Linked DNA regions of Homo sapiens: regions 1, 2 and 3 are each linked to region 4. The links are chromatin contacts, found by Hi-C or POLR2A ChIA-PET in ENCODE. All regions are on one chromosome and are shown on one strand. Each heading gives the region's core, a stretch centred on a gene start or an enhancer-like site at or near the end of the contact. The rest is flanking DNA. Distances are from core to core; before and after follow the strand shown. Region 1 holds the start of PDCD1 (programmed cell death 1). Region 2 overlaps THAP4 (THAP domain containing 4). Region 3 holds the start of DTYMK (deoxythymidylate kinase). Region 4 holds the start of RNPEPL1 (arginyl aminopeptidase like 1).

Region 1 (6,498 bases), core at 3,432-5,931, 1.3 Mb before region 4:
TTCTCTTCTCAGTCCAGGAGCATGGGAGGGCCCCCAGCGAGGGGAACCTTCTCCAGGCCCCTGAGAGCAAGGCCCCAGTCTCGGAAAGCAGTCCTAGATCCCCTGGCCTCCTGGGCGCTCTGGCCCACAGAGGGCTTCCGGGGCCTTTAGTCATAGTCACCAAGAACTGGAGTCCACCCAGACTCACTTAAACTGAAGAATGGCTGACTAAATTGTGGTGTGGTACGTACATCCACACCACAGCCTGGATGGCTCGGCACAGAGAGGAACGGGCTGCTGAAACACACGCGCTGGAGGCATCTCCAGGGAATCCCGGAAGGATGCGTACTGCACCTTCCCACGGCTGTCGCTGGAATGAAACAGTGATGGGGGTGGAGGGCAGGCTCGTGGCCACCAGCAGGGAGGTGGGTGTATTGCCAAGGGCACCCGGAGGACCCCGTGGTGATGGGGACGTTCTGCAGCTTCGCTGTCAGGGGATGCAGGAGCCTTCGCTTGTGCCCACATTGTGCAGCCTTTGATAGGCACACATTAGCCAGAAACGGGGACTCAGGATGGGATCGAGGTGTCACATCAAAGTCATTAACCTGGTTGTGACGTTGTCCTGTGGTTTTCCAAACTGTTATCATTCAGAGAGACTGAGCAGAGTGTATGAGGAAACATCTGTGTAATTTCTTACAACTGCAAGTAAATCTACAATTATCTCAATTGTAAATGATACAATACTCAACCAAAACATACAACCATCAGCCAGGTGTGGTGGCTCACGCCTGTAATCCCAACTCTTTGGGAGTCCAAGGTGGGAGAATTGCTGGAGGCCCGGAGTTTGAGACCAGCCTGGGTAACATAAAGAGACCTCCTCTGCCCCCACCCCAAATTCTACAAAAAAAAAAAATGTTAGATATGAGCTGGCCACGGGGTGCACGCCTGTGGTCCCAGCTACTCAGGAGGCTGAGGTCGGAGGATCGCTTGAGCCCAGGAGGTCGAGGCTGCAGTGAGCCAAGATCACACCACTGCACTCCAGCCTGGGTGCAGAGCAAGACCCTGTCTCTAAAAGAAAATAAACAGACAAAAACCACATACAACTTTGCTTGTTGTAAATTATCTTTTAACTGAATGCCCTGGATTGAATCTGGCTGCTGCCATCCCAGGGCCAGTGATTTGGATGGGGTATGACCCTCTGTGAGGAAGGAGCAGGCGGTGGGGGAAGGGCCTGGGTGTCCAGGTTCCCTGGGAAGGAAGGCTGAGAAAAGGAGATGGGGGAGGGGTGCGCAGGGCCGGCCAGCCAAGGGCCCCTTAGCCCCATCTACCCTGCTCCCCGGACTCCGCCTGCCTTTCCTCCTCGTGACAGAAGACAGTGGAAGCCTACTGGGTGGAAGGCACGGGCTTAGGATGTGTGTGGGAGGAAAGTGTGTGTGCTGGGGAGCATGTATGTTTGGGAGTTGTGTGTGTTGGAAATCGTGTGTTGGGGATTGTGTGTATATTGCAGATTTTGTATGTGTGTTGGGGATTGTGGTGTGTGGGTGTTGTAGATTGCGTGTTGGGGATTGTGTTGGGGATTGTGTATGTGTTGGGGGTTGTGTGTGTGTTGGGGATTGTGTGTGGGGGAGATTGTGTGTGTGTGCTGGGGATTGGGTGTGTTGGGGATTGTGTGTGTGTTGAGGATTGTGTGTGGGGGAGATTCTGTGTGTGTGCTGGGGATTGGGTGTGTTGGGGATTGTGTGTGTATTGGGAATTGTGTGTGTGTTGAGGATTGTGTGTGTTGGGGATTTGTGTGTGTGTTGGGGATTCTGTGCATGTTGGGAGTTGTGTGTGAGTTGGGGACAATGTGTACAGAGGATTGTGTGTTGGAAATTTTGTGTGTGCGTTGGGAATTTTGTGTATGTGTTGTGGATTGCGTGTACGTTGGGGATTGTGCATGTTGGGAATTTTGTGTGTGTGTTGAGAATTGTGTGTGAGGGAATTGTGTGTGTTTGAGATTGTGTGTGTATTGGGAATTGTGTGTGTGTTGAGGATTGTGTGTGTTCTGAGGATTGTATGTGTTGGGAATTTTGTGTGTGTGTTGAGGATTGTGTGTGTTGGGGATTCTACGTATGTTGAAAGTTGTGTGTGTGTTGGGATTGTGTGTGTGTTGTGGATTGTGTGTGTTGGGAATTGTGTGTGTGTGTTGAGGATTGTGTGCAGGGGGATTGTGTGTGTTGGAGATTGTATGTGTTGGGAATTTTGTGTGTGTGTTGGGGACTGTGTATGTTTTGGGGATTGTGTGTGTTGGGAATTTTGTGTGTGTGTTGAGGATTGTGTGTGGGGGGATTGTGTGTGTTGGAGATTGTGTGTGTGTTGGGGACTGTGTGTGTGTTGGGGACTGTGTGTGTTGGGGTGTGGTGTGTTGGAAATCGTGTGTTGGGGACACCGTATGTGTTTGGGGGAGGGTGTCAATAAGTGGTCTGGAGTGTGATATTGGGGTGCAGGCTCCATGAGTCCCCACCCCACACCTGAGCCCTGGGACCGCCTATCTGCTTCGGGGTGGGGTCCCAGGACCCTGTAGGTTCAGCCTACTAGTCCAGGCCCAATGCCCAATGCCTGCATCCCTGCAGGCCCTGTGCTCTCCAGGCTCAGACCCCTCGCAGCCCTGCAGACCCTCCCTGGGTCCATGTGTCTCTTTGCAGGTGCTCCAGCGAGTAGCAATGTGGAGAGACCATCAGGCAGCCCTGGCCTCAGTGGCCGCAGTCCCCTGGCTCCACGCTGGGCCCACCCCACCAGGTCTCCTCTCCCATGGCCCAGGGGCCTTCAGTGGGACTGAGAGGAGGAGGGAAGGAGAGTGGGTGACAGGGAAGAACTGCAGGGAGAGAGGAGAGGGGTGGGAGAAGGAGAAGGAAGGAAGGGGTAGGATGGAAGCTGGGTTTCTCCCTGTGCCCGCCCCCTACTCCAGGACATGTGTCCAAGCCCTGGCAGGTGGAATTTTGGGGGCAGGGCCTTGGTGGTGAGGAGACCTTCCAGGGGTCTGATAGCATCTCCCATCTCAGAGCCCACCTCCTGGGCCCAGCCTCCCCTCCAGCCCACACAGTGGCATTCCCAGTCCTCAGAGGACAGCTTCGTCCCACAAAGCTCAGAGCCTTGAGGAAGGCCCACTGCTGCCCTGGAACAGAGACAGCATTCAACAGAGGTTGGAACAAGGCTCTACAGGGCTGGGGGCAGAGGGAGGTTCTGTCCAGAATCTGCCTTCAGGACAAGTACAGCCAGCAGGGGCAGCTTAGCCACTTATCCACTGCCTGGGCGAGGCACAGGGCTATGGAGGCACCTACCAACCAACAGTTCTCCAGCCCCAGAGCCCCAGCCCCTGAGGCACAAGGGTGGGTGTGCCAGGAGACAGTTGCTGCGGGCCACCTTAGCTGTCTGGCAGCACAGTGGGTGCTGCCAGGCTCCCTGGGGGCCCCCCGCCAAGCCCACCTGGCCAGCTGGGCCCCCCCCACCTCCCCACCAAGCCACCCACACAGCCTCACATCTCTGAGACCCGGGAGTGGCCCTTTGTTCATAAACGAGAGCTTCCTCGCCGTGGCCGCGCCTCGCAGACATCATCTTTGATGCTCTTTTTCCACTGTTTCGGTGCTTTAATGTTTTCCCTTCAGAGCCGGGCCGAGTGTCTCTCGGAGCCAGGCAGCCGCGCCAGCTGTCAGGCGGTTTCTAGCCTCGCTTCGGTTATTTTAAGCTGATGAGCCTGACGCATCTCATCACTAATATCAGCAGTTTCATTTCTCCTGTTTTCCATTCGCTGTAATAAAATGCTCAGCACAGAATACAAGGAGATAAGCAAGCCATTTCACAAACGCCGGGCCGCCAGCCAGGCCCAGGCACTGGACCCCCTGAACCACCCCACCCTGGCACGAGTGGGCTGGAGGGCAGGGCCCCGGGGAAGAAGGTCAAGGCTGGAAGGGGAGGTCAGCCTCACAGCCAGCCCCTGCCACCGCCCCAGCCCCCCCGTCAGGCTGTTGCAGGCATCACACGGTGGAAAGATCTGGAACTGTGGCCATGGTGTGAGGCCATCCACAAGGTGGAAGCTTTGAGGGGGAGCCGATTAGCCATGGACAGTTGTCATTCAGTAGGGTCACCTGTGCCCCAGCGAAGGGGGATGGGCCGGGAAGGCAGAGGCCAGGCACCTGCCCCCAGCAGGGGCAGAGGCTGTGGGCAGCCGGGAGGCTCCCAGAGGCTCCGACAGAATGGGAGTGGGGTTGAGCCCACCCCTCACTGCAGCCCAGGAACCTGAGCCCAGAGGGGGCCACCCACCTTCCCCAGGCAGGGAGGCCCGGCCCCCAGGGAGATGGGGGGGATGGGGGAGGAGAAGGGCCTGCCCCCACCCGGCAGCCTCAGGAGGGGCAGCTCGGGCGGGATATGGAAAGAGGCCACAGCAGTGAGCAGAGACACAGAGGAGGAAGGGGCCCTGAGCTGGGGAGACCCCCACGGGGTAGGGCGTGGGGGCCACGGGCCCACCTCCTCCCCATCTCCTCTGTCTCCCTGTCTCTGTCTCTCTCTCCCTCCCCCACCCTCTCCCCAGTCCTACCCCCTCCTCACCCCTCCTCCCCCAGCACTGCCTCTGTCACTCTCGCCCACGTGGATGTGGAGGAAGAGGGGGCGGGAGCAAGGGGCGGGCACCCTCCCTTCAACCTGACCTGGGACAGTTTCCCTTCCGCTCACCTCCGCCTGAGCAGTGGAGAAGGCGGCACTCTGGTGGGGCTGCTCCAGGCATGCAGATCCCACAGGCGCCCTGGCCAGTCGTCTGGGCGGTGCTACAACTGGGCTGGCGGCCAGGATGGTTCTTAGGTAGGTGGGGTCGGCGGTCAGGTGTCCCAGAGCCAGGGGTCTGGAGGGACCTTCCACCCTCAGTCCCTGGCAGGTCGGGGGGTGCTGAGGCGGGCCTGGCCCTGGCAGCCCAGGGGTCCCGGAGCGAGGGGTCTGGAGGGACCTTTCACTCTCAGTCCCTGGCAGGTCGGGGGGTGCTGTGGCAGGCCCAGCCTTGGCCCCCAGCTCTGCCCCTTACCCTGAGCTGTGTGGCTTTGGGCAGCTCGAACTCCTGGGTTCCTCTCTGGGCCCCAACTCCTCCCCTGGCCCAAGTCCCCTCTTTGCTCCTGGGCAGGCAGGACCTCTGTCCCCTCTCAGCCGGTCCTTGGGGCTGCGTGTTTCTGTAGAATGACGGGTCAGGCTGGCCAGAACCCCAAACCTTGGCCGTGGGGAGTCTGCGTGGCGGCTCTGCCTTGCCCAGGCATCCTTGGTCCTCACTCGAGTTTTCCTAAGGATGGGATGAGCCCCATGTGGGACTAACCTTGGCTTTACGACGTCAAAGTTTAGATGAGCTGGTGATATTTTTCTCATTATATCCAAAGTGTACCTGTTCGAGTGAGGACAGTTCTTCTGTCTCCAGGATCCCTCCTGGGTGGGGATTGTGCCCGCCTGGGTCTCTGCCCAGATTCCAGGGCTCTCCCCGAGCCCTGTTCAGACCATCCGTGGGGGAGGCCTTGGCCTCACTCTCCCGGATCGAGGAGAGAGGGAGCCTCTTCCTGGGCTGCCCGTGACCCTGGGCCCTCTGTGTACACTGTGACCACAGCCCGCTCCTGGACCCTCTGTGCCCGGCTGGCCCTCTGTGCCCAGCCAGCCTGCACCTGGGGATGCCAAGGCCTGGGGAGGGTGGTTTCACCCAGGCCAAGCCTAAGACAGTCCCTCTGGGCCCTGCTGGGTACCGGGGTGTGACACCACTGGGAGGACAAGATGAGGGGCACCCCTGGGGCCGCCCTGACACCCCCTCGAGGCTCCTGCCCCGGGGGTCCTGGTGCCCCTTCACTGTGGCAGGCGACTGGGGGTTCCCCACCTCGGCCCCTCTCCCGGGGCCTGCTCCCCGGCACCTGAGGCAGCATCCTTGTCAGGGCCGTGCCTTCCTGCCTCAGCGCCACCTCTTAAGGTTGGCCCGTGGGTCACTCAGGACTCAGAACTGGAGATTCTGGGCAAAAGGCAAAGAGCAAAGGGCCAAAAGGCATCCCAGGGAGACGACTGCGGGGGAACCAGAGGGCAGAGGGGCGCTCGTCACAGGGGAGGGGGAGCTGAGCGAGGCAGGAGGGGAGCCGAGCCTCTCCCCCCGTGTCCCGGCTCTTCAGGCACGCCCTCGGGACGCCACCCTCCCCGACCCAGGCGGGAAAGATAAGAGCAAGGTGTCCGCAGCCTGACACTCGTGCCTCAGGTGCCCGCGCTTGTGCCGGACAAGACTCTCACAGGTGGCATGCCTCGGTTTCCCCACTGGTAACAGCACAGGGCACTCAGCAAGGCGCAGTGGGCATGACTGGGGTCCTGTGGGTCCTGACCCAGATGTGGCCACCCCGGCCGCAGTGGTCTTCATTCCAGGATGCCTCTTTTCCCTCCTGATCTATTCACTGCGTTCGCCATTCGGTCATTCCCGGGGCCACCACTCCCACCTCAGGTGTGTGCTTCCCTTGTGTTTTATGAGATATCCCCAACCCG
Region 2 (6,695 bases), core at 3,207-5,706, 1.0 Mb before region 4:
TCAGCCTCCCGAGTAGCTGAGATTACAGGCATGCACCACCACACCCGGCTAATTTTTTGTGTGTTTTTAGTAGAGACGGGGTTTCATCATGTTGGTCAGGCTGGTCTCGAACTCCTGACCTCAGGTGATCCACCCACTTCAGCCTCCCAAAGTGCTGGGATTACAGTCGTGAGCCACTGCGCCCGGCGGTATTCCCTAGTTTTAAGCTACAGAGTTCAATATGTATCAGTCAGAACTACCTTATTAATTATATTATTTGGGAATTTTGTTTTATTTGTATTCATTCAGACTTAGAGGTGAATTGCAATTTCATTTAGTTTCTTTCTCTCGACATCTTCGTGTGTCATCAGTAATTTCTGCTTTATAGATGTTGCTGTGCTTGGTGCATGAGTATCCCTCACGGTTACGTCTTCATTGTGCATTCTGCCCTTCATTCGGGAGAGCCATTCTTTGTCTAGTTCCATGCATTTTACGTGATGCTAAGATTGGGAAGCCTGCTTCCTTATTGCTTATTGCCCAGCTTTCTGGACTCTCTCTCTGAATTGCTTTATTTTAGGTGCATCTCTCATTTACAGCAAAAGAGGTGAGGGTCTTGCTTTGTGGTCCAATCTGAAAAGCCTTTTTTTTTTTTTTTCTCAAGGCAGGGTGTCTCTCCAGTTGCCCAGACTGGAGTGCAGTGGCGCGATCTTGGCTCACTGCAGCCTCAACCTCCTGGGCGCAAGTGATTCTCCCCACCTACCCTCCCAAGTAGCGGGGGCTACAGACACGCACCACCATGCCTGGCTAATTTTTTTGTATTTCTGGTAGAGATGGGGTTTCACTATGTTGCCCAGGCTGGTCTCGAATTTCTGGACTCAAGCAATCCACCCACCTCGGTCTCTCAAAGTTATGGGATTATAGGTATGAGCCATCATGCCCGGCCTTGAAAAGCTTTTTCATATGTAAGTTCAAGCATTTTTAGTCTTGGTTCTGTCATCTTATTTTATATTATGCTTGTTGTGTTTTACTTTTTTTTGTTTTGTTTTTGTTTTGTTTCTGAGACAGGGTCTCGCTCTGTCACCCAGGTTGGAGTGTAGTGATGTGCTCTCGGCTCATTGCGATCTCTGCCTCCCAGGCCCAAGCGATCCTCCCACCTCAGCCTCCTGAGTAGCTGGGACGACAGGCACGTGCCACCACGCCCAGCCAATTTTTTGTAGTTCTGGTAGAGACAGTGTTTTGCTATGTTGCCTGGGCTGGTCTCAAACTCCTGAGCTCAGGCAATCCACCCTCCTCGGCCTCCCAAAGGGCTGGGATTACAGATATGAGCCACTGCAACCGGCCCAGTTTTTAAAATGAAATCTTCCACTGCTACTTCATTTGTAAGCCTCTGTGGTGTCAGCTCTCAGGGACAAGACCAGTGGGGAGTTCTGCCCCTTCAAGGGTCCTATGAGTTGAGTGTCATGCCTGTACGACCAGGCATCTACCACCTATAACCAGTTTTTTTTTGTTGTTTCTATAACCGCTTTTTTTTTTTTTTTGGCTTAGTACATTCAGTGTTTACGGAGGTTTCTTTCCGCATCATTTCCCTATTGTCTCCTGATGACATCCAGCTGCTGGTAATGTCCTCAGGGAGAAGACATAGAAACAAAGCTCCTTGGGTGCCAAGGGTTGAAAACTCCATTCCTGCACTGTCGAAAAGGTCTAGAGAGTGAGTCTCTTATGTAGTTTAATATTTTCTAATAGCTACATTAAAAAGGTAAAAAGAAACAAGTGAAATCGATTTTAATAATATATTTTATTTAACCCGATATTATCTAAAAATTATTTCAACAGGCAACCACCCATACTATAAGATTATTGAATTATTTGAAGACTTTTTGGACTGAGTTTTCGGAATCTAGTTTGTAGCTCGCACTCACTGCACGTGTCAGTGAGCCAGCTCACGCGCCTGCAATCTGGAAGGATCGCTGTGGCCAGCCGTAGCATCCTTGCCACTCACCTTCCCTCCTCATGCGCCTTCTACGTGTGACTCTAGCGTCTTCTGCCACAGAACGCAGCTGTGGAGAAACACTGACCCACGTTCTGTCTCTGTAGATGTGTGTGTTCTGCACCTTTCACAGAAATGGAATTGCAGAATATGTGCTCTTTTGAGCCTGATTGCTTTCATATGGTGTGTTGTCAAGGGCCATTTGAATTGCAGCTTATATTAGTGCTTCATTTTTATGGCCAAATAACATTCCATTGTCTGGATATACTGCAGTTTGTTTACTCATTGGTTGACGGACATCTGTGTTGTTTCCACTTTGGGGCTGTTGGGAATGGTGCTGCTGTAAACATTCATGGGCAGCGTCCTGTGGGGACAGGTGTGTCATTTCTGCTGGGAGTGCATGTCTCCAGGAGTGGCAGTCCTGGGCCACTGCTCCACACTTAACCTCTCAGGCACATGCCAGATGGTCTTCACTAGGCTGTGCCAGTTCACGTCCCCATCAGCAGTGTGCCAGGCGTTCCCGTCCTTCTAACTTTGTTTCCATTTCTCTATCTTTTGTCTTTTTTTTTAACTCATTTCTGTCCTCTGTGTTCCGCTGTGTTTCCCGGTGTTTGTTTCTCCCTGTGCTGCTTCCAATCTCCACTTCATTTGGGTGGTGGCTTGATTTTTTTTCTTTTACTTTCTCGACTTCTGCCAGGTCATGTTTCACCTTCTCCTCTTTCCTTGCCGTTTCTCTCCTGAGTTCTTACATGTTTAGTTAGTGGTCTTTCTTCATGGAGCAGCTTCATTCAACTACTCGGGAGGCTGAGGCGGGAGAATCACTTGAGCCCCAGTGGTCTAGGCCGCAGTGAACCGTATTCATGCCACTGCACTCCAGCCTGGGTGACTGAGCAAGACCCTTTCTCTTAGTTTCACCTTTGCCCCATCAACATTTTGCAGTTTGTATGTTTTGCTGCTCTTGTTCACACTTGGTGTCTTGTCACCTTTTGTCCATCTCTGAACTCAGGCAGTGTCTTAGAGTCCATTAGTCCATTGCTGGAGAAGCAGAAGGTCTTCAGGAGCAGCATGCCTTTCTTTCTTAATTTTTTTTTTTTTTTTTTTGGAGACAGAGTCTCACCCTGTCACCCAGGCTGGAGTGCAGTGGCACAATCTCGGCTCACTGCAACCTGTGCCTCCGGGGTTCATGCCATTCTCCTGCCTCAGCCTCCCTAGTAGCTGGTACTACAGGCACCCGCCACCACGCCCGGCTAGTTTTTTATATTTTTAGTAGAGATGGGATTTCACCATGTTGGCCAGGCTGGTCTCGAACTCCTGACCTCAGATGATCCACCCGCCTTGGCCTCCCAAAGTGCTGGGATTATAGGCGTGAGCCACTGCGTCCAGCCGGCAGCACCCCTTTCTTTCGGAGTGGCGCATTACTTCTCTATGGCGGGTGGTGGGTAACCCTGCATGGAGGCCAGCCTGGGCCTTCAGCACCTGGGCGAACACCTGGGGTGTCCTGGGCAGACGCGTGGGGTGCCCTGGGCCTGCTGTTTGCAGGAGCTCCCTGTGGCAGAGCGGGGGCCAGAAGAGCCTCCAGGCTTCCCAAGTCCAGGGCTCCCCACTCCGCCCCAGGCCTCTGAGCCAGGCCAGACCCTGAGGCTTCTCAGGGGCCACCCCCCCAGCTCCCAGAGGCCCCTCCTGTCCTCCAGCGAGGCACTGACCCACCACTTCTCACAGCATCCGTATGTGTGTTTTGGTGGCTGTGGGTTGTATCTGTGACCTATTTTCCCTCAAAATCAAGTTCAGGGAAAAGGTTTTTTCGTTATTTTTGTTTTTTTTAATTCTTGGGAGGGAAGGTGATAATATTGTTACTTACCTGAGAGTCCCCCTCGGAGACCCCCAGAAGCTGGTTTTAAGGGAAGAAAGAGTAAGATCCCTTTCTGTGTCTCTGTCTCTGGCCCCGTCTCTGGCCCCATCCCCGTGTCTCTCTGGCCCTGTCTCTCTGTCTCTGTGTCTCTGTCCCCGTCCCGTCTCTCGCTGTCCCTGGCTCTGTCCGTCTTTCTTCCCCATTTAAGGAGCGCCTCCTCTCCGGTCCCCTCTGAGGAGCGCTGGATGGAGGACAGGGCCTCCCGGAGAGGACTCCACGGTGGGTGGTGGGAGGGAAAGACCAGGGGGAGGCAGAGGCTGCCGGTGAGAGGCGTCTGCCAAGTAGATGAGGGGCCGGGAGAAGACCCCGTGGCTGGGGAAGCAGGAGTGGGGAGGGCGGGGCCTCCGGGCCGAGGGGCGCGGTCGCTGTGGTCTGTGGAGGGGCTGGCGAGGCTCCCGCCTCTGCTCTTGCTGGAGCTCTTGAGTGAGCCCTGTGACGCCTGCTAGGTGAGGTGGCAGCCAGTGAGCGCGCCCCACCGCCCAGCGCCGCCCAGCCTCCGCCCTGACTCCTCTGCCGCTCCCCAAACAGGGCGCGGTGGCGTGACCCTGGCGCTGGGGGGCGAGCGCGGCCCTCCCGGTCCCGCAGGCGCAAGAGAGGGCGGAGATGCGGCGCCTGAGGCGGGGCTGCGCTTCCGGGGCGGGGCCGGCGGAGGCTGGAGGGGGCCGCCCGGGAGCAGAGGCAGGACTTGCGGCGCGTGCCCCTCACCCTAGCCCGGGGCTGTCCTGCCTCGTGGGGAGTGTGAAGGCCATGCCCGGCGCCGCGGCCCTGGTGCCCCTGTTCCACTGGGACCCTGGGGGGCGCCGCCAGGCCCCTTGGCCTCTTCCTCGGGGCCCTCGGGACCCAGGGGCCGGTGGTGGCCGTGCCGGGGACTCGGGCGTGAGGGGTGGAGATCGCGGCCCCGGTGCAGCAGCTCAGAACCTGGACTCTGGATCGCTGCTCCCCAGCGCCCGGGGTGCCGCTTCCCACAGGGTTCAGCTCCCATGCAGGCTGCGCTCACCAGTGGAAGTGGGTCCACCCGGTCCCAGGAGAGCCAGAGCCCCGTGGCAGTCGCTGTGGGGTGTGCTCCGCACAGGCCAGAGAGCCGGCCCAAAAACCTGAGGTTTGCAAAGCCTCTTTCTTTCTTTTTTTTTTTTTGAGAAAACGTCTCTGTCGCCCAGGCTGGAGAGCAGTGACACGACCTCGGCTCACTGCAACCTCCGCCTCCCGGGTTCAAGCAATTCTTGTACCTCAGCCTCCCGAGTAACTGGGATTACAGGCGTGTGCCACCACGCCCGGCTAATTTTTGTATTTTTAATAGAGACAGCGTTTCACCACGTTGGCCACGCTGGTCTCAAACTCCTGACCTGAGGTGATCTGCCCGTCTCGGCATCCCAAAGTGCTGGGATTACAGGTTCAGTGAGCCATTGCGCCCGGCCCAAAGCCTCTTTCTTTTCAGTGCTGAGCTGGATAAAGTCTACCAAACTGAAAGGTCTCCAAGGCTATAGCTGGCTGTCTGAGAAATTATGGTGTTTGTTTAGCCCATCTTAGGACTTGGGCTATCCCAGGTGACTGAGTTTTGCTGTTTCACACCTCCCAAGGTTCTTCTCATTCTTCCTTTTCTCCATTAATGGTAACTTGTCTTCTCAATTGCTCAGGCCAGAAACCTCCGTTACCATCTTTTCTTACGTGTTTCACATCCAAACCATCAGCACATCCGGGTGGCTCTGCCTTCAAGATAGATCCAGAAGCTAGGTCCTTTCCACTGCCTCCACCACGGCCACCTGGCCCAGGCCACCCTCCTCTGCCACAAGGGTTTTTGCCATTGCCCTCCCTGGCTTCCTGTGGTTGCAGTCAGAGACCTCGTCCCTCCCACTCAGCCTTCTCGAGGGCTTCTGTCTGCTCAGAGTCAAGGTCACGGCCCTTCCGAGGGGTGAGGATCTCCTTCCCCTGGCCACACTGGCCTCCTGTTCCTCTCCAGCAAGACCAGGCCTACGTACCCAGGACCTCCGTCTCTGGCACTTCCACCTGGTCTGCTCTTCTCCAGGGTAGCTGCAGGGACCCTGATCCCCTGCCTGGTCTGTGCACACTTCTCAGGGAGGGTGTCCTTGTCCCTTTTGGGTAGGTTTTCACAGTGCCCCAACAGCCCTGTCTCCCTTTCTGCCTCATCTCCTAATGTACATTCAGTTCTGCATCATTCACTCATTTCTTGTGTATTGTCTGCCCTCGCTAGGATGTATGCTCCGTAGGGATGTATGACTGTTCCGTCAGCTTCTCCCTGGAAGAGTGTCCAGCACGTTGAATGATGAAAGAATTGATCAGCTATGATAGATCACAAGCCTCGTTCCAGAGGCCACACATTGGATTCAGAAGCTTCTATTCCTTATCTCCGTGAAAGATTGCAACGAAAATCTTGATTTAAAAATTCTCTTATTGTCTAATTAGGAAAGTTTTATTGAAGTCCAAATATTCCCATCCTCACCTTCCCACTTTTCACCGGGAGTCTGAGGAGGAAATACTGATATAAAAAATTTTTAAATCATCATTTAAGAAAAACAAAAAAGGAAATACTGAAAGACCACAGGCCAGTCTGGAAAAGGAGCGGACTCTCCCACTCTCCTGCTTCAGGTCACCTATGTTTGCCCTGTGCAGCCAGCAGGCAGAGTGCTCATTACCTGCTCTCCACCCTCGGTTCTCACTCTGGGCCCCAGGGCTCGGCCACTGGGCCAGGCCACATGTGCGGCCCTCCTTGGTTCCAAGCTGTTCTTGGACGTGGTCTCCTCCACCCCCAGAGCCTTTGCTTTCCTTTCCCCCGATCTTCTTTTCCCAGACTTCCTGGAATTT
Region 3 (6,040 bases), core at 169-2,668, 1.1 Mb before region 4:
GAGTGCCTCGTCTGGTAGACTGTAATCCAGGGCTACACAGATGATTCTGGGAAATGCAGTTCCTACCATTTCTTCTGCTAAGCAGAGAAAGTGATGTCTAGCTGACAACTGACAATATGGCACATATAGATAGTAGTATTTTAGATATCTAAAATAACAAAAAGTCTCACCTGAGAAATGTCCAGGCAGCCTGATATCCCTAAGATAACAGCAAACACTACTGAGCGCTTTCTAGATACCGGGGACACTTCGCGGGACTTTTTCCACCTCTCTATGGCAGAGACAGTTTTTCCTATTATCATCATGACCCACATTTCAGAGGAGTTGGAGGCATGGAAAGAGGAAACAACTTGCCCGTTCCCTCTCCGTGCTATAATTTGTATACATCATCTTTTAAAACGGACTTTTCGGCCAGGCGCGGTGGCTCACGCCTGTAATCCCAGCACTCTGGGAGGCCGAGGCGGGCAGATCACGAGGTCAGATCAAGACCATCCTGGCTAACACGGTGAAACCCCGTCTCTACTAAAAATACAAAAAATTAGCCGGGCGTCGTGGCGGCCGCCTGCAGTCCCAGCTACTCGGGAGGCTGAGGCAGGAGAATCGCTTGAACCCGGGAGGCGGAGGTTGCAGTGAGCAGAGATCGCGCCACCGCACTCCAGCCTGGGTGACAGAGCGAGACTCTGTCTCAAACAAACAAAAACAACAAAAACACACACACGGACTTTCCAGAGCCCTGCAGTTTTGCGCTTCAGGGACAACAGTGAACATTTATCGATCCCATGGTTCTCCTACAATTGCCACGTGGCCAGCGTCTACACAGCCCCCCATCCTGCCCCTGCTGTCAAACACAGCGTTTCCAGAACGCAGTCGTGCTGGGCTCCAGGTGAGCTTTGGGAGGAGCCCCGGCTGAGCCCCTGCACTGGGCCCCGCGCTTCGGGAAGCATCTCGCTCGTTCGTCTCGCGCGCCGCGTGACCGGAGCCCTCACGCTGGCAGCGGGCACCGCAGGGCCCTGAGAGTCGGGCCCGCTGCGCGCAGCCAGGGGCCAACGAGAGCCGACGCTGGGCGGGCAGCGTCCGGGAGCCCCTCCGACCCTGCGCTCCCCTCGTCCGCGCCCTGACCCCGCGTCTCCGGCCGTCCAGCCCGCGCCGCGTCACCTCCCCTCCCGGAGCGAAGGGCCCTGCTCGCCCGAGGACGGAGGCCCGCACGGGACACGGGGCCCCAGTTTCCGCCCCGGAAGCCCAGGACACGGCTCCAGTGGCGGCGCGGCCCAGGGCGCAGGCGCGGGTGTCGGTCCCACCGCGCGTCGTCCTCGCCCCGGCCCCGGCCAATCCCTTCGAATTTGGCCGAGGCCGGGAAATACTAGCTAATCACGGCGCGCGCTGTTGACGCCGGCCAATGGGAGCTCCGGAAGGCTGCGTGGAGACGCCAGCGGCGGGCGGTGGACAGTCATGGCGGCCCGGCGCGGGGCTCTCATAGTGCTGGAGGGCGTGGACCGCGCCGGGAAGAGCACGCAGAGCCGCAAGCTGGTGGAAGCGCTGTGCGCCGCGGGCCACCGCGCCGAACTGCTCCGGTTCCCGGGTGGGTGCGCGCGGCGGGGGGTGCGCCGCGGCCTTCGGTGCCTCTGCCTTCCCAGGGGCTCTTTGCTCCGCTTCGTTGTCTGCGGCTGGCGTGCTGTGAACTGTGCGGTTTTTATTTTGAAAGACGGGCTTTCCCTGTGTCGCCCAGGCTGGAGTGCAGTGGCGCCATCTCGGCCCACGGCAGCCTGGACCTCCCGGGCTCAAGCGATCCTCCCGCCTCAGCCTCCCGGGTAGCCGGGAACATAGGCGCGCGCCACCGCGCCCGGTCCACGCTGCGTGTCTTTAAGTGCGGGGTATGGTGATGACTGACGTGTAAACCCGCGCGAAACCGTGGTGTCTCCCCCAAAAGTCTCCTCCAGCTCTTTTGTAATCCATGTCTCGTTTTTGTGGGTTTTTCTGGTGTTGTGTTTTGTTTGATGGCTGTTCGCGCTTTCAGGGGTTTTATAGCATATATTTAAAAGTTTTCAAGTGAAGCATTGACCTTAATCTTTGGCCACCCAGTCCACAAATTTTATAAATGCTTTCTTTGAAGTCTCTACTTTCTACCCGAGTTCTTTTTTCCTAAAGCATTTTTCATCCCAGCTTGTTTGCAGATTGCTGTTATTGCTCAGAGAAATTCCTTTGGCTTCCGCAGAAGATCCAAGCCTGTCTAGAGATTTAGTAAAGTAAAATTCAACGTGAGACTTGAGTCCGGGAGAAATTCAGTCCAAACTATATTGTAATATAGAGGGAAAGCCTGATCTCACTTGCATTTTGTGTGTTTCTCTTTTTTTCTAGAAAGATCAACTGAAATCGGCAAACTTCTGAGTTCCTACTTGCAAAAGAAAAGTGACGTGGAGGATCACTCGGTGCACCTGCTTTTTTCTGCAAATCGCTGGGAACAAGTGTAAAAACCATTGCACACTGCTCCCTCTGCCCTTGCCACTTTCCTTCCTCCTGAGATTCAGTGAACGCAGCACTCGATTCTGAATGACAGTGACAGTAGTGCTGGGCCTGATGTTCTTCTGTTTAGCAGTCCTGTGGGCAGAGGTGGTGAAGCGCCCTAGTTCCCAAAGGGCGCTAATGAATGCTGTTTCGTCCTCCTGCTCCCCACACCCCATAACTAATAGACTTCAGTTTTTCGGGTTTTTTTAGACGGAGTTCCGCTCTGTCGCCAGGCAGAGGTGTGATCTCGGCTCACTGCAACCTCCGCCTCCCAGGTTCAAGCGATTCTCCTGCGTCAGCCTCCCGAGTAGCTGGGACTACAGGCGCGCCCCAGCATGCTCAGCTAATTTTTGCAATTTTAATTTACTTTATTTTTAAATTTAATTTTTGTATTTTTAGTAGAGACAGGGTTTCACCATGTTGGCCAGGATGGTCTCTCTTGACCTTGTGATCCACTCGCCTCGGCCTCCCAAAGTTCTGGGATTACGCAGGTGTGAGCCACCGTACCTGGCCCTTTTTTTTTTATTTTTAAGACAAGGTATTGCTCTGTGGCCCAGGCTGGAGTGCAGTGGCACCCGATCATGGCTCACTGCAGCCTCAACTTCCTAGGCTCAAGCAGTCCTCCCACCTCAGCATCCTGAGTAGCTTAGGGCCATAGGGGCATGCTACCAAGCCCGGCTAATTTTTTTTTTTTTTTTTAATGTAGAGTCAAGGTCTCACCATATCACGCCCAGGCTGGTCTCAAACCCCTGGCCTCATAGACTTAATGTTTTAAAGATAGCTTTAGGTATATAGAAAAACTGATCAAAAAGTAGAGTATGTAGAGCGCTCCCTACATACTACCCCTGCCTTCCCCCCTTCCCCATTATTTATGTGCTGTGTTATGTTACATTTGTTAAAATTGATAACCAATATTGATACATTAGTAACTGAGTTTATATGAACTCTCCTACCACCTTTTTTTGTTTTACATCATTGTAGTAGGTTTCCTCTTCATTCAACACTTAATGTTGATGTGTGTTCTTTCAATGTTTTTATTTACATTTATATACATATGTAGAAACTACTATAGTTAGAATTTTGTTTTTTAACATAAATGAGGTCATACCATACAAATTATTTGGCAGCTTTCTTTCTAACTCTGCCTTACAGATTTCTGCACTTACAGATCCCCTAACTCTGCCCTTCTCATTCTCTTTAATTGTCGTCGCATTGTCTCTAGAACCACGGTACGTGTAGCCAGTTCCCTGCTGGTGAATCTTCAGTGGTTCCTCATCATCCGTGTTACATGAAACACTGCATTACTCTCCTCCGGCTTAGCTTTGTGTCTTGCTTGGAAAGGCTGTCCCCACTCCAAGTCTTAAATGAAAATGAGACCATTTTTAATAATCTTTTTAACACATCTAGAATTTATGGAGGCAATTGTTCTTCTGATTTTGCTTTTTGTGGCTTTGTAGAAAAGTGATGAAACACGTATATGCCCAATTTAAAATGAAGAATAATCCTGATTTTACTTTTTAGATAATAATCTTATCCCAGGTACCCAGGGCTACGTCTCTTGTGTCCATCTATTCTCCTACAGGTTACTTGTTTCCCTAATAGATATTTAAGTTTCCTCTATGTCTAACTGTGGCTTGATAGTTTTTTTTTGTTGTTTTGTTTTGGTTTTTTTTGAGACAAGAGTCTCGTTGTGTTGCTCAGGTTGGAGTGCAGTGGCTCAGTCTCGGCTCACTGCAACCGCCGCCTCCCGGGTTCAAGCATTTCTCCTGCCTCAGCCTCCTGAGTAGCTGGGATTACAGGCGCGTACGACCATGCACAGCTAATTTTTATGTTTTAGTAGAGACAGGGTTTCACCATGTTGGCCAGGGTGGTCTTGAACTCCTGACCTCAAGTGATCCTCCCACGTCGGCCTCCCACAGTGCTGGGATTACAGGCATGAGCCACCATGCCCGACCAATAGTTCATGTCTTTTTTGCCCTAATTAATAGTCCCTTGTTTGGATGTACCATAGTTCATTACCTACTAAAGGACATCTTTGTTGCTTCCAAGTTTTGGCAGTTATAAATCTGTTATAAACATCCTGGTGCAGGATTTTGTGTGGTCATAAGCTTTCACTTCTTTTGGGTAAATGCCAGGGAGCACCACTGCTTTAATATGTGGTAAGACTATTAATTTTTGTGAAGAACTGCTAAACCATGGGTATCCAGTCTTTTGGCTTCCCTGGGCCACATTGGAAGAAATGTCTTGGGCCACGCATAAAATACACTAACAATTGCTGATGAGCTTAAAAAAAAAAATCTCGTAACGTTTTGAGAAAGCTTAACAAATTTGTGTTGGGCTGCATGCAGCCTGCGGGCCTTGGGTTGGACAAGCTTGTGGTGAACTGTCTTCCAAAGTGGCTGCAGCATCTTGCATTCTCACCAGCAGTGAACAAGGGTTGCTATTGCTCCAGACCCTCACCAGCATTTGGTGTTGTCAGTGTTTGGATGTTTGCCATTCTGATAGGTGTGTGTGGCATCTCATTGTTCTAGTTTGCATTTCCCTGCTGACATATGATGTGGAGTATCTTTTCATATGCTTGTTTGCCATCTGTGTATCTGGTTTCGTAAGGGATCTGTTGAGTGCTTTGGCCCACTCTTTTTTTTGGGACAGGGTCTCAACCAGGCTAGAGTACAGTGGCACGGTCTTGGCTCACTGCAGCCTCTACTTCCCAGGCTCAAGCGATCCTCCTGCCTTAGCCTCCCAAGTAGCTGGGACTACAGGTGCATGCCACCATGCTAAGTTTTGTATTTCTTTTTTGTTTTCCTCGAGACAGTTTCATTCTTGTCGCCCAGACTGGAGTGCAATGGGGCGATCTTGGCTCACTGCAACCTACGCCTCGCAGGTTCAAGCGATTCTCCTGCCTCAGCCTCTCAAGTAGCTGTGATCACAGGTGCCCACCACCACGCCCGGCTAATTTTTCTATTTTTTAGTTAGTGATGGGGTTTCGTCATGTTGGCCAGGCTGGTCTTGAACTCCTGACCTCAGGTGATCCACCTGCTTTAGCCTCCCAAAGTGCTGGGATTACAGGCACGAGCCACCATGCCCGGCCAATTTTGTATTTTTTGAGGAAATGTGGTTTCACCATGTTTCCCAGGTTGGACTCAAATTCCTGGGCTCAAGTGATGAGCCTGCCTCCGCCTCCCAAAGTGTTGGGAATATAGGCATGAGCCATTACGCCCAGCCTTGGCCCACTTTTTAAGGGGGTTGGTTGATTTCTTATTTTTGAGTTTTAAGAATTCTTTGTATGCTTTAGATAACAGTCCTTTATAAAATGTGTCTTTTATACATATTTTCTCCTAGGCTGTGGTTTGCCTTTTCTGTTTTCTCACTCTCTTTCTCTCTTTTCTTTTTTTAGACAGGGTCTCTGTGTCATGCAGGCTGAGTGCAGTGCGCAATCACAGCTTACTGCAGCCTCGACCTCCCGGGTTCAAGTGATCTTCCCACCTCAGCCTCCCAAGTAGCTGCAACTATAGGCACGTTAACACACCTGGCTAAT
Region 4 (6,350 bases), core at 1,716-4,215:
CACCCTCCCCTCTGCCGGAATGAGATAGTCAAGGCAAACTGAATTGCTCTTCGTGCAGAGGCCCTCCCATGACCATGAGTAGAAGGTGCCCCCAACATGCTTCTAAGACTGGACAAGTGGAATCCACAGCTGAGGCCTGGAGGATCCCAGACCAGGAGGGCTGCCTCCCCCGCAGTCCCGGCCAGACCCCTGCCAGCATTCTCAGATCTCTTCCAAACTTCCTGTTGGTGCCCTGGCCCTGCTGGGCAGCAAGGTAGCACAGGCGTCTCCCATTCCTGCTGAGCCCTGGGCTGCCAGGGTGTTCAGGGCCCACCTGGGGAGCCATTCACAAACGCAGCCTCCCCCTTGGGGGGGGCTGGGACCTGGGAATCTGTATGAAGGAACCTCCCTGCAGGAGTCTCCCCAACCCTTCAGCCTGCACGGCCCCCTCACAACTACTCCTCTCCTGTGGCCTTGCCTCACCCTCCTGAGGCCCTTCTCAGGCTCTGCCCACTCACACCTCTCCCTACTGCCCCATGTCCACCCCACAGCCTCAGTAGCCTGGGTGTCTTCCCAGATACCAGCAGGGCCCACAGCTCCCCACTTGCCCTGAAGTGAGGGGCTGGGGCAGACCCCCAGACAGGACAGGCCCTGCCCCACAGATGGGGCACCAATCCCCGTCAGGGCACCCGGGCACAGGTGCTGATGGGCTGGTGGAAAAGGAACAAGGCTGAAGGGCTCCAGACGCTGCAGGGCAGGAAGAACGCTGTTCTTGCTGGGGTGGGGTGGGGGTGCGGGAATGGGCCCAAGCATCTGCAGCACCTCCAAAAAGCCTCTGGGGGCCTGGGGCCCACTGGCAGGGCCTCCCAGGGAGCTTCCGCTGCATCCTCCCTGGCACAGGGACAGGCTTAGGGATTTGGGCCTGAGTCCCTGGAACATGCAGGAAGAGAAGGGGACTCTACGTGTGGCCCCAGCCCCATGGCGCTCACATACAAAGGTGCATGCCTGAGGTTAGAGTCGAATACTCTGCCTTCTGCAAGTAGGGCGGCTCACAGGCCAGGTGACGCTAGGCCCCCTGTCCACAGCCTGCCAACCCTGACACCACGCAGACTTGGGGGACTATGCCACTCTCCCTGCCCAGAGTACCCAAGGGCCACCCAGTAGGCCATAGGAAGCCAAGAGACAATGGCCACCCTTGCTCACTGGGCCCCGTTCACAGCAGCCTGCTGAGGGCCCTGGTCCGGCCACTCTGCAGGCCAGTGTTGGGCGGACCAGACACGTGGGCTCCAAACACGGATCAAGGCCAAGGAGAAGCCCATCCCTCAGTTCTCACCTGTCATACTGGGAGGCATACTTGCCACCGGTCAGAGCCCTGGAATACCACAGCAGGGGCGGGGCCGGCTAGCCAGCGGCCTGCACACCCACAGGGGTTCTGGGAAAAAGGTGAGGTGGCAGGTCCTGCTTAGGGCTCCTGGGAAATGTACAGGAAGCCCATAGGGGTGCACTGGTCTGGGTTCTTCCTGCCCAGATGTCACCTTGGCTCTTTGTGGCCTGAAGCCTCTCGACCACCTCTCCACCACCCTGTCCATTTATGTGCCGTGACCAGTGACAGCTGGACTTCCCAGCGCCTCCACAGCTGTGTGTGTCTTGCATATGTCGGGTGTCACATGTGTGCCGTCCATACCACCTAGGGATGCAGTATGAACCCCCATGCTGTAGGCAGGAAAGGCCCTGCTCCATCCTGTACACATCCCCACTGGTGGAGGTGGAGGGGGTGCTGCAGCCACAGCGCCAGCCTCAGCCACCTGGCCTTTCTTGCAGAGTCTCTGGAGTGGTGGGTACCCAGTGTGCAAGCCCTGCAGAGCCTATGTGTGTCTATGTTGGGGTCGCGGGGCCCACTGGTCTCAACACTCCACCAGTGCTGGCCAAGGAAGCCCCAAACCGAGCATCACAATCTCCATGGCCCTTTCCTCTGCCTCTGGCTTGGACTCATCTGCACGCACTGGTCACATGGAGGCCCTTCCGCAGCTGACACTCCAGCCCAACCCTTGGTGCCAGGATCCTGCAGATGTACACCTCGGTGGGTGACAGAAGCTGCTCATGTCCCCAGGCAGGGACCAGACACCTGAACGGGAGGCTTCCCGGAGTGACATGCTGTCCCGTGTCCCCGCAGGACTCCGGCTTCTATCCGAGGGTCCTAAGGGCTCACAGGCAACAGCTGGGAATCACCGGGGTGGGGGGAGGGGGGCACCTGTAGGGCGCAGATTCGCGTCCCTCAGCCTGGCCGTGCGGCGAGAGGCCGCTAGCAGCGCCCTGCGGACCGGCCCGCAGCCCCGGCGCCCGCCCCGGACTCACGGCGGGGGCGTCGGTCGAGGTGTACCGCAGGATGACCTGGAAGGGCTGGTGCGCCTGCAGCTCGGGCGGCAGCGTGACGGTGAGCGAGGAGCCGTAGTCGGTGAACGGGTCCACCCTGAAGGCCAGCGGACAGCAGGCGGGCTCGGAGCCGGGCGCCTCGGGGAAGGCGGGCAGCGGGGGCGGCGGCGCGGGCCCCGGCCCGGGGGCGGAGAAGGCGAAGGCGCAGGGCGTCTCGGCGGCGGCGGCGGGGGCGCGACGGAAGGCGGCTGAGTGCAGGCGCAGAGCCGGGTGCGCGTCGAGCACGAGCGCGCGGGGCGCGGGCCGCAGCGCGCACAGCTCGAGCACCAGGCAGCCGGCCAACTCGCGCGCCTCGGGCCGCAGCTCCAGGCCCAGCTGCAGGTGGCGGAGGCGGAAGAGCTGCGCGCTGGAGGCCGAGGCCACGTCCAGGGCGGGCGGCGGCTCGGGCGGCGGGCGGACGGGCGCGGCCTCGGCGCCGGGCGCCTGGCGGCAGCAGCACTGCGCGGCCATGGCCGCCGGCACTAGGTGAAATCCATGGGCGGCGGCCGCGCCGGGCCGCGGGCGAGGGGCGCCGGGCGGCGGCGGCGGCGGGGCGCGGGCACAACAGGAAGTCGCGCCGGGAGCCGCCCGGCCCGGCCCCGCGCCGTGCGCCGCCCCGCTCGGGCTCCGCTCGGCCGCCGCCGGGGGCGCTGTGCGCGGGGCCGGGGCGCGGGGCCGGGGCGCCGGGCGGGGAGGGCCAGGAGCCAGGGGCGCGGGGAGCCGGGGAATCGAGCGCGGCGCGGGGCCGGGGCGCTGTGTTGGGAGCCGAGGCGCGCGGAGCGGGTGAGCAGCACCCCCAGCCCCTCGCTTCCTCCCCGGGCGGCGCCCGGGAGATCCCAGGAGGCGGGATCGCTGCTCCCTCCCAGACACTGCCGGCCAGGCCCCTGGGGCAGCCGCTGAAGGGACCCGGGAACCTTGGGGCCACAGGGGCAGGCTGCTTCCAGGTGTGGTTCGTGTTCCCGAGGAGCGCAGCGTCGCGAACTCAATGTCATCCTTTCATCCGGGGCTACGGGCAGGGCAGGATTCTCCTGGCACCCCTGCCACTCCTCCAAGTCTACAGGTGTGGTCTGTGCTGTGGGCCCTGCGGTGCGAGAAGCGCCGGAGCCTTCACGCAGCGCTGTCAACTACAGCAGCCACCAACCACGTGTGGCCATTTAGATGCGAATTAAATACAGTTAGAAGTTCAGTTCCTTCGTGGCAGGTGGAGTGAGTGAGTGTGTGTGTCTTCCTGGGAGGAGTGGCTAATGGACAAAGCAGGCAGGAATCATTTCCACAATCGCAGAAGTTCCTCTGGGCAGTGCTGGGGACCTCTCATTTGGGAGCCCTGTGCTGGGGTACGAAGGAGGGTCTGGCCCGCCTGTCCCCACCCCATCCGCCAGGTCCACCCTTCCCAACGCCATTCTCTGTGGACCTGGCGAAGGCTGCCCAAGGCTGAGCCTGTCCAGGAGCCTGAGCCCCGAGGGAAGGGGTGCTCGCCTGGCAGAAGCTGCTAGTGAGCTCACAGCGGTTAAATTTTGAGGCTGTGGAATAACAGGGGCCACCATGATGTCGCTGTTGTCATCAAGTAAGAATTCAAATTCCTAGGGACAAGGGGCTTCTGGGGCTGGGGAACTATCCAGGAACCCAGGACACCTCTCTCTTCTGCTCCATTGAGGTGTGGCCGTGCAGGGCTGGACTCGGGTACCGCACTCGACTCAGCGTCAGCCCTGAGTAGTGTTTCCTGTGTCTGGACTCAGTCTCCTCGTTGTGTAACCCTCTGTGTCTACCCTCCTTCCGTGGGGCGGGAAGGAAGGCTGAGAGGGAGAGTGTGCGTTCACGTTTGCGGGACAGAGCACTGAGGCATCATTTCAGTTTTCCCGTAGGACCTCAGGTCCCCACGTGCCCTCTTTAGGGACACGGCCACGATCTTGGGGCACCCATCCCAAACTCACCAGGAACCCCTAGGCTTACACAGTCACTCAGAGGTGTGGATCAGCCTCGCATCCAAGGCTGACAGGGAAGACAGCTGAGATGGGACCCTCCTCACTGCCCCCAGCGCCCTGCCCGGTGGGGCCCTGCAGTGCCAAGGGCAGACTGTTTTCGATGGCACCCCCAGTTCTACGGGGCTCTCCAGAGCCCACCGGGCCATGTTCCTGGCTGGAAGAACCTCAGTTCTGCACACGCGGTGCCACACTAGCTGGGCCTGGCCGTCCGGGGGGCAAGTCACCACAGGGAGCTTGGGGTCTTGCCACCCAGAGCCCCGCATTGGGCTCAGGGAGCAGAGGTTGGGGTCTCGCCCTGGGCACCTCTCCGCGGCCAGTTCTGCACACAGGAGTCCAGAGTTGCTGTGGCACCTCCTCCCCGGGGGCCCAAGGGAGCGCCTCCCACCGCGCACGTATGTGAGGAGCTGCCCTACTGCACCCCATGGAGCGGGAGGCGCGGCTGAGCCGAGGGGGCGGGGTCTGCAACTGAGCCGCGGGAGCCTCTCGCGCCGGCCCCGCCCCGCCCCGCCCCGCCCGAGGAGGCCCCGCCCCCGCCGGCCTGACGCCCCCTGGCGGCGGGAGGCTACGCCGCATGCAGGCCTGGGCAGACACCTCTGACTTCTCTAACCCTGGCAGAGGAGCCTGGACGTCGCGACTGTCAGCCCTGGCTTTCTCCCACAGGAGTTTTCATACTCCAGCTTTTTGGTGATCAGCGCAGTGAAGTGGCTGCGCGGCATCTGCACCCCAGCCTTCCCCTGATGCACCCGAGGGAGGGGTTCCTGGCTTCACCCACTAGGAGGTGGGTGTGGGCATGGAGCGTTTTAGCAGGCTGGGGAGGGCAGCAAAGCTTCCAGGAAGAAGCAGTGTTCAGACAGGGCCGCGCCCAACCCCGACAGAGGACCAGGGAGCTACCAGTTCTCAGATGGAGCTGGTGGGCTAAAAAGGTCTGATGTGACCCACAGGTGTCCTTCAACCTGGCCGGGGCCCTGCTGCCCTTGTCCCCTTGTCACCAGGGCCAGGTCAGCAGGTAAAGGGTGTGCCCTGCCCTGAGGCAAGGGCAGCCGAGGTTTTCATCAGGGTGTTGTGAGCAGGGCTGAGCCGCGGGGGAAACCGCAGACCCAGGTCCTCCCTCCTCTCCAAGCCACTGTTCCTCACCCACTAGTGGCGACCGGCGGCTGCTTCCTTCCGGGTTGATGAAAAGGTTGCATGAGTCATGAGGAGCTTATCTAGAGAGGCCAGCGGCAGGCAAGCCCTCCACAGAGATGGGGACTGCCCTGGGCACCAGCTTGTGATGGGGGCCGCGGTCCACAGCGATGGGTGGTGCCGGCTGGTGACACGGCATAGAGGGGCAGCGACCAACAAGGTGTGGCCTATGCTTGAGGCCCAGGTACACAAGGCGTGGGGAGGGAGAAGGCCCTTCTCACTACCACCCCCACGCTTGGCTGACAAAACCCGTGCTTCCCATCCCCCCAGCTTTGGGCTCTGCCGCATCAGAGATGTTCGGTCCCCAGGTGGGATGCTTTTGCTTAGGAACACAATCGGGTCTCACTGGGAGGGTGGCTCAGACACGGCCCAGCCACGGAAGCATGAGACAACACAGGGCTGGCTCTGGCAGGTGGGCATGAGGCTTTGTGAGGCTTGGGGGCCAGGAAGAGTGGTGCCTCCTACTTCTCTCTGGTGGTGCAGTACAGGTAACGGAGGCCACAGCACCTGTGTGGGCAGCCATGCAGGGCCTGGGGCCTTAAAAATGAAGGATCGAGTCATGCCACCAGGTGAAGGCCATAAGCAGCTTAGGCACTGGCTGAGGGTAGAACATGGAACGAGTATTGGAAAAGGCAGATAAGCACCAACCACAGTATTTTACTCATTGACGCATACAGAATGTAAATACGCGTAGTTGTATATATTAACCAATGACTACGTTATCTGTGATTCACATGTATTACACACATTTTCCTTTTCTTTCCCCACTCCTATTTAAGGAGTGTTGATTCTAGG

What was found. A loop is a pair of places that touch in the nucleus more often than their neighbours do. ChIA-PET counts read pairs that join two places held with the same protein, here RNA polymerase II (POLR2A). Pooled maps may share reads with other maps.
Region 1: a pooled map shows a loop between it and region 4 (9-fold over the local background). The contact joins the promoter of PDCD1 here to the promoter of RNPEPL1 in region 4. A Hi-C loop is called at or near these places in 1 of 37 single-sample maps with no recorded cell type and 8 of 50 pooled maps. POLR2A ChIA-PET finds 5 or more read pairs at or near these places in 1 of 52 experiments (activated CD8-positive, alpha-beta memory T cell).
Region 2: a map of naive thymus-derived CD4-positive, alpha-beta T cell shows a loop between it and region 4 (5-fold over the local background). The contact joins the enhancer-like site here to the promoter of RNPEPL1 in region 4. A Hi-C loop is called at or near these places in 4 of 168 maps with a recorded cell type or tissue (CD4-positive, alpha-beta T cell, CD8-positive, alpha-beta T cell and naive thymus-derived CD4-positive, alpha-beta T cell), 1 of 37 single-sample maps with no recorded cell type and 8 of 50 pooled maps.
Region 3: a loop to region 4 is called in a map of naive thymus-derived CD4-positive, alpha-beta T cell, with 9 times the contacts of the local background. The contact joins the promoter of DTYMK here to the promoter of RNPEPL1 in region 4. A Hi-C loop is called at or near these places in 2 of 168 maps with a recorded cell type or tissue (CD4-positive, alpha-beta memory T cell and naive thymus-derived CD4-positive, alpha-beta T cell), 4 of 37 single-sample maps with no recorded cell type and 20 of 50 pooled maps. POLR2A ChIA-PET finds 5 or more read pairs at or near these places in 1 of 52 experiments (PC-9).

The regions. Positions count from the first base shown.
Region 1 is chr2:241,857,077-241,863,574 of GRCh38, reverse strand. It overlaps PDCD1 (programmed cell death 1), which reads left to right and starts at 4,681. Exons shown (of 5, transcript NM_005018.3): 1 at 4,681-4,812. The coding sequence starts at 4,737. It overlaps LOC124908032 (a long non-coding RNA gene), which reads right to left and starts at 4,503. Exons shown (of 2, transcript XR_007088436.1): 1 at 3,498-4,503; 2 at 1-678. RefSeq lists an enhancer at 4,513-5,475.
Region 2 is chr2:241,608,097-241,614,791 of GRCh38, reverse strand. The region is part of intron 2 of THAP4 (THAP domain containing 4); the gene reads left to right. Among named protein-coding and RNA genes, the nearest start is that of THAP4, 26 kb to the left of the region's middle. RefSeq lists enhancers at 3,513-4,033, 4,250-4,750, 4,751-5,252, 6,159-6,328 and a silencer at 4,231-4,800. Within about 2 kb of position 4,456, at least 21 of the 41 ENCODE cell types and tissues checked have a DNase peak (open chromatin) inside an H3K27ac peak, as active enhancers do.
Region 3 is chr2:241,682,193-241,688,232 of GRCh38, reverse strand. It overlaps DTYMK (deoxythymidylate kinase), which reads left to right and starts at 1,418. Exons shown (of 5, transcript NM_012145.4): 1 at 1,418-1,579; 2 at 2,356-2,464. The coding sequence starts at 1,450. It also overlaps a transcript of ING5 not described here. RefSeq lists silencers at 929-1,458, 1,209-1,471, 1,519-1,828.
Region 4 is chr2:240,565,099-240,571,448 of GRCh38, reverse strand. RNPEPL1 (arginyl aminopeptidase like 1) reads right to left here and starts at 2,965. Exons shown (of 11, transcript NM_018226.6): 1 at 2,335-2,965. The coding sequence starts at 2,862. It overlaps DUSP28 (dual specificity phosphatase 28), which reads right to left. Exons shown (of 2, transcript NM_001370465.2): 2 at 6,193-6,350. RefSeq lists enhancers at 1,241-1,879, 1,829-2,008, 1,880-2,518 and silencers at 2,279-2,328, 2,569-2,758, 2,899-2,958, 2,989-3,248, 4,759-4,998.